2 separate regions of the Homo sapiens genome follow, and region 1 is linked to region 2. The links are chromatin contacts, found by POLR2A ChIA-PET in ENCODE. All regions are on one chromosome and are shown on one strand. Each heading gives the region's core, a stretch centred on a gene start or an enhancer-like site at or near the end of the contact. The rest is flanking DNA. Distances are from core to core; before and after follow the strand shown. Region 1 overlaps LOC101928277 (a long non-coding RNA gene). Region 2 has its middle 85 kb from the start of LINC03002.

Region 1 (3,338 bases), core at 686-3,185, 94 kb after region 2:
CCTGGCCAACATGGTGAAACCCCGTCTCTACTGAAAAATACAAAAATTAGCCTGGCGTGGTGGCATGCGCCTATAGTCCCAGCTACTCGGGAGGCTGAGGCATGAGAATCACTTGAACCCAGGAGGCAGAGGTTGCAGTGAGCCGAGATCACATCATTGCACTCCAGCCTGGGTGACAGAGCAAGACTATGTCTCAAAAAAAAAAAAAAAAAAAATCACATATTTTTCTTTTGTTTTTTTTTTTTTTTTGAGACAGAGTTTTACTTTTGTCACCCAGGCTGGAGTGCAGTGGCACGATCTCAGCTCACTGCAAGTTCCACTTTCCGGGTTCAAGCGATTCTCCTGCCTCAGCCTTTCAAGTAGCTGGGATTACAGGAGCCTGCCACCACACCCGGCTAATTTTTTGTATGTTTAGTAGAGACCGGGTTTCACCATGTTGAGCAGGCTGGTCTCGAACTCCTGAGCTCAGGTGATCCGCCCGACTCGGCCTCCCAAAGTGCTGAGATTACAGGCGTGAGCCACTGCGCGGGGCCCAATTCATATTTTTTAATAAACATATAAAGTTTCTAAAGTTTCTGAATTTTCTTAAATTTACATTGTCAAATGTAACAACCTTCCCTTTGGGGTTTCTTTTCTTACAAATCTTATTTCATAACAAGATCAAATAAATAAGAACCTATCTTTTCTGTCAGTTGCTTCATGATTTCTTTTTAGTGTATAACTATTTTACCCATCTTGATTTATTTTGGTATATGGTATTAAATGGAAATCTAGTGAGGTTTTTATTCAAATAAATAACCAATTTTTCTGACATCATTTACTGGATATTCTCTTTCCAATGTGATTTGTGGTATCACCTTGATATATACTATATAATCTTTTATACTATGATCTATTTCTGGGACATCTTGATTCACTGAGCAGTCTATACTCCTGTCAGCACCACACTGATTTAGGTGACTCACATTTGTAATCCCAGCACTTTGGGAGGCTGAGGAGAGTGGATCACCTGGGGTCAGGAGTTACCAGCCTGGCCAACATGGTGAAACCCTGTCTCTACTAAAAAAAATACAAAACTTAGCTGGGCGTGGTGGTGGGTGCCTGTAATCCCAGCTACTAGGGAGGCTGAGGCAGGAGAATTGATTGAACCTGGGAGGTGGAGGTTGCAGTGAGCTGAGATTGTGCTACTGCACTCCAGCCTGGGCGACAGAGCGAGACTCTGTCTCAAAATAATAATAAATAAATAAATAAATAAATAAATAAATAAAATAGCTTTAAAATACAATTTCATATGTAGAAAGTTCTTCCTCTCCTCCTACATTACTTTCTTTTTTCAGAAGGTGCTTTTCCATTTATTCTTCCAGATGAGACCTGTTCTTCAGTTTAAATTAGTCCTCTGGAGAATATCAGATACAAATAAGAAAGAAATTCAAAATACAGGTTAAGATACCATAAAATTTATATCCATGTCATATTTGCAAGCCGAACTATCCATTTTATTTAGAAATGTTTCCTCCTTTATTTGGATATACAATGGAATTAATTATTCATTATTGATTTATACTAAAATGGATTATCTCTTAACTATGTTAACAAAGTAGCACAGCATGCCTGGATAAAAATATTACCAGAACTTTATTTTAGTTAGTATCTATGGCTTCTTCCCTCTTAAACTTTTCACCAGAGCTATCAGGAAAAAAGCCAAAGAGAAAGTTTCAATTTTTTTCTCTTTTTTTTTTTAACCTTCTTTTGCAGAGTTGACAACAAATCCCCAAATCAGTTGATGATACAGCCAGTGGCCTGTCAGTCCTGTATAATCCTCCTACTGAAAAATATCCCCTAAAAAAGTCCACAGCAGAAACTTTATTTAATTAATTAATTTATTTATTTGTTTGTTTCTTTTTTGAGACAGAATCTCGCTCTGTCACCCAGGCTGGAGTGCAGTGGCGCAATCTCTGCTCTCTGCAACTTCCTCCTCCTGGATTCAAGCAATTCTCCTGCCTCAGCCTCCCGAGTAGCTGGGATTACAGGCGCCTATCAGCACGCCCAGCTAATTTTTGTATTTTTAGTAGAGACAGGGTTTCGCCATGTTGGCCGGGTTGGTCTCGAACTCCTGACCTCAGGTGATCCGCCCATCTCAGCCTCCCAAAGTGCTGAGATTACAGGCGTGAGCCACTGCGCCCGGGCAGAGCAGAAACTTTAAAGCCACCTATGAAGTATTTATTTATATTCTTTTCTTTGGAATTAAAGAAATCCCAAATATAAGAATAGGTTTTAGAGCTTCCATTGCAAATTCATTGCCAAGGGTAAAATATGATGGAGTAGTTTAAAAGGAACATCTAGTCAACTAGCCATTCTCTCCTCCAGGGAAGGAATTTCTTCTACAACACCTCGTGGCCAATAGACGTTTTTCTTCTACACAAACACTTTTAGTAACATGTGACTTTCTAGCCAACACCCAGCTGTTGGAGTGAAAAATCTAAAAATAGAAATTATTCAACAAAATCACTCCAAATTTGCTTAAATGCAAATAACCTGAGATGCTCTGTAATCCAAAACAACAGCTCCGGAAATAATTGCTGATACGTTTATTGATGCTGCAATATTGGGAGTTCCAAGGTAGAACCCTGTGGAAGAGAAGAAACTCAACCATCACCAGTCAATACTAGCAAACATATAAGCGGCACAGGCTACAAGTAAAGCTCTGAACAAGACACGAACTTGAAAGAAGCCAATGCCAGAAGCCTTGCTCTTGAGATGCTTACAGCCTGAGTGGTCAGGGCACACACACACTAACCCAAGGTCACACAACATTGATGCTAAACAAGTACCAGAAGAAATAAATCTTCACTCCATGTTTTGTGAACCCATTCATTTGTGGTTCCATTTTGCCTCCTACTCTTGTTTCCTTTTGCCTGGATGTTCTGAGCTTTTTATTTGTTTAGCCTTGCTGGATTATATGCATCTTATTCAGCAATTTAGAGATAAGGTGGAGGCACTACTCCGCAGTACAGCAAAGTAGTTAGGAGCTGAGATACAGCTTATCCACCAGTTTCTATAAAATGCCCATTCTGGCTCAGGGTCAACTGAGTTGGCCCTAGCCAACTGCTATGCCTTCTGAAAGTCACCACTCACTGACATCAGACTGCTTAGCTGCATCATATTCGCCTGGCAAATACTAATCTCATCACTCAAAATTCAGTTCCAAAAAACTGCACTGGGACTGAAGCAGGACTCTTTGTGCAAAAATAAACCAGGCATTTCAAAACATTTGAAATCAAATAGATGAAAATGTTGCAATATTACTTTTCAGACATTTGCTTTGTCTAATTTGCTTT
Region 2 (3,557 bases), core at 619-3,118:
GTATCACAACCAGAGAGAGTGGGATAATTTTCTCTGCCCTTACCTCTCTATAAGAAATGTCCCCCCAACCACCACCTCCCTTACCCTTTAGATGCCTCTTCATTCTAGTTTAATAGTCTTTGATTTCAAGGAACAGAAATCCACTGAAATTAATTCAAACAAAGACAGAGAGAAGGAGAAAGAGGATTACATAAGATAAAAGACCGCCCACCAAGCTCAGCAGAATCACATGCAAATTGGAGCTGGAACCTCAGAAGGTCTCAGAAATGGGGCTGCTCCTCTGCCCCCTCTCTCTGCACCATTGTGTCTTGTATTTCTGCTTCTCTCGCACATCCCTTCCATTCTCCTCACTGCCTCTGCTTCCTGAGCTTCCTGGGAGACAGAATAATGCCTGCAGATATTTCATAAACGAGCTCGAGAATTGCCTTAGCTGCTCTGCCACTTACCAGCTGTGTGACCTTAGGAAAGTGATCGCATCTAAGACCTGGTTTCCTCATTTTCTAATGAAGATAGCGCTATTGCCCACCTGATAGGATTAGTCCAGTGCTTGGCACACAGGAAGCATGTCAGAAGTTGCAGCAACTAGCATTATCAATTGTGGCTGCTGCTGTTGTCACTGCTTATAGTTACTTCTTCTAATTCGAGTTGGCCCATAGCTTTGGCTTTGCAGGACACAAAGGCAATCTACTCCCTAGGCAACCTTGCATTCTAGCTCCCCCAGAGAACAGTCCTGGTTTATGGTATTCTCAATAAAGCTCACATTGGTGCCTGCCATGGTTCCATCAGCTGTAGCCAGGGAGGATGGTGGCTATGCTAGAGCAATATTGTCACCCAAGCTCTCATCAGAAGGGTCTGTTAGTGAGGGATGCTCCTAAGGAAGCATGCTTTGAATGTGACACCCCCAAAACATACCTACTACATTCTTCCATGAACTTTAAAACAAAGCTAAATATTGTTTAGCTTTTCTTAAAGCTATTATTCTTAAAGCTCCTTATTTTCTATTAGGAGTCCAGTATAGCATGAATATCGTCAGGAAACACTTTTGATTCGGAAGGTCTCATATATCTTTTTTTTTAATGTTAGGGGGAAATCCTCTCAGAGGTTAATGCTGGGCCCCAAAATACCTGTCAGCCCTAAGAGCATGTTCTCTTCTCTCTTAAAATCCACACAGTTCACATCAGTGAGCCTGTGTCTGCCAGACACCTGCTGTCTTGTGACTGGTGTCCAACTCACCCCACAGAATGTTTCTTTCTTTTTAATGCCCCAAACCAAAATCAATAGCTTTTATTAACAGACAACATCTTCTTTCTCTTTCTTCCTTCCTTCCTTCCTTCCTCCCTCCCTTTCTTTCCTTCCTTTTCTTTCTCTTTCTTTTTCTCTCTCTCTCTTTTTCTTCCTTGCTATCTTTCTTCTTTTTGACCGAGTTTCACTCTGTCACCCAGGCTGGAGTGCAGTGGCAAGATCTCGGCTCACTGCCACCTCTACCTCCCTGGTTCAAGCGATTCTTCTGCCTCAGCCTCCTAAGTAGCTGGAACTACAGGCACACGCCACCATACCCGGTTAATTTTTGTATTTTTAGTAGAGACAGGGTTTCATCATCTTGGCCAGGCTGATCTCGAACTCCTGACCTCGTGATCTGCCTGCCTGGGCCTCCCAAAGTGCTGGCATTACAGGCATGAACCACCACACCCAGCCACAACATCTTCTTTCTATACACTGGTTTCTTATATGTGATCAGTACTTGGCTGTGCCTACACTTTCTGCTCACTGACCATAATGGATGCTTCACTTGAGTATTTAACCCAGAGCTCAGCCACATTTCCCCCTCCAATTTCCCTGTGATTTAAGTAGCCTGTCCAGACATGCTCTAACCGCAGGTGCCCACAGTGCTGTCCTGCACCTCGGTTACTCTTGACTTCATGGCCACAACAGACAAACAGCAGCTGAACCTAGGATCGTGGCAACTTAGAATGTCTGAGTCAGTTTCTATTACGTTCACAACTATGGAGATGGTCGAAAGGACAGATAGCGTTCAGTAGGCAGTTGGTTTGGGGTGGCCTGGGCAATTTTTTCACTATATCAATATTCAAGAGATTTAAATTTTTTTAATTTAAAATTAAGATAATATGCCTACAGTAAAGTTCACTCTCTTTAGTGTACAGTTGTCAGATTTTGACATCACGTACAAGTCATGTAACCACCACTATAACAAGATGCAGAACAGTTTCATCATCTGGAAATGTTCCCCCATGCTCCTTTGTGGCAGACACTCTATTCTAAAACACTCCTTAGGTGATTGTGATGGGCAGCCATGCAGGGGAATCGCTGATATGGCGCCAAACCTTTTATAAATGGAAAAGTTACGTGACTCGCCCGAGATCATGCTGCTTGACAGCTGGGGCTAGGACAGAACCTAGGTCATCGTTTCTCAGTTTTACTTTCTTCCAACACACACCACTTATTCTAAAGTATCCGGGTCCACAGTGGTTCCTCCAAGTAAAAACATACATATGAAATAAACAATAAACAAAAATAACCACAAACTGAAATGAAGAAACCCCAAATTAAAACAGAATGAAATAAAACAACCACAACAGATAATCCTGAGATTCCTTAAATTTACCTGAATATACTCAGAAGCAATAGCAAGATAGGAAAGAATGATTGTACCTTATTTCCAGCACAAAATGCTGTTCTTTTCTTTCTTTTTGTTTTTGCAAACACTGTGTGTCCTACCCAGTGCTAAAATACACCTATGGCAAGTCACCTCTAGGTATAATGTGCAGAAAACCGAGAAACTGTAGGGAAATTAAAAACTTAACTCCACAACTTAACTTCCTTCTCTTATTATGCCTCTGATCTGGATAATGAAAAGAGGCACACTTGGAGAAAAACATGCTGCAAATATCTGAGGGTGACTGGCAGACAGTCCTGATCCAATTATGGCCCTAATGATCAGCCTATAAATAAAGCAGCTTTGCCTCTTTTAGATGAGCTTCCTAAAGATAGAAGTTATTTTGTCTTGAGAAGCTCACAGCCCTACCCAGGGGATGGGCCAAGTAAGGCCACAGAAGTTTGAAACCCTCTGTGTTTTTCCAGGGAAAACCACCAGAGCTTCAGGTGGGTGTGCCCACATATGGCAGCACAACGTGTGGGAAAGATCCATCCTGGGGGTAAAGAGCATTTGCTGCTTTGCTGTGTGTGTGCCAGAAGCCAAAGTCAAGAATCACTTAAAATCCTAGGCATGGACTCAAAAGAGAACAGCAAGCAAGAGTCATCACTTCCAACAATGTGAACCTTTCATGAAGTCTGAATTAATTTTCCACCCGGAGATTATTTTTTTTTTTTCATGTTCTCTCCTGTCTGTCCCTCTGCAGGAAATGCCCCAGGAGGGCTCTCCATTCCCATGGGTCTTTAGGTGTTTCACAGAACCTCAGGCCTAAATCCTAAGCAGTTTGCTTTTCTTTCTTTGGTCTGTAATGCTACCAGCCCATTCCTGAGGTTAATGGTGATCTTATAAAGCCATGGCGGGAGACCTTTCTGTGACCTTGAACACA

What was found. ChIA-PET counts read pairs that join two places held with the same protein, here RNA polymerase II (POLR2A).
Region 1: POLR2A ChIA-PET joins it to region 2 with 16 read pairs in naive thymus-derived CD4-positive, alpha-beta T cell. The contact joins two enhancer-like sites. POLR2A ChIA-PET finds 5 or more read pairs at or near these places in 2 of 52 experiments (activated CD4-positive, alpha-beta T cell and naive thymus-derived CD4-positive, alpha-beta T cell).

The regions. Positions count from the first base shown.
Region 1 is chr6:134,716,921-134,720,258 of GRCh38, forward strand. The region is part of intron 3 of LOC101928277 (a long non-coding RNA gene); the gene reads right to left. Among named protein-coding and RNA genes, the nearest start is that of LINC03002, 180 kb to the left of the region's middle. Within about 2 kb of position 1,936, at least 3 of the 41 ENCODE cell types and tissues checked have a DNase peak (open chromatin) inside an H3K27ac peak, as active enhancers do.
Region 2 is chr6:134,623,068-134,626,624 of GRCh38, forward strand. No RefSeq gene overlaps it. Among named protein-coding and RNA genes, the nearest start is that of LINC03002, 85 kb to the left of the region's middle. Within about 2 kb of position 1,869, at least 2 of the 41 ENCODE cell types and tissues checked have a DNase peak (open chromatin) inside an H3K27ac peak, as active enhancers do.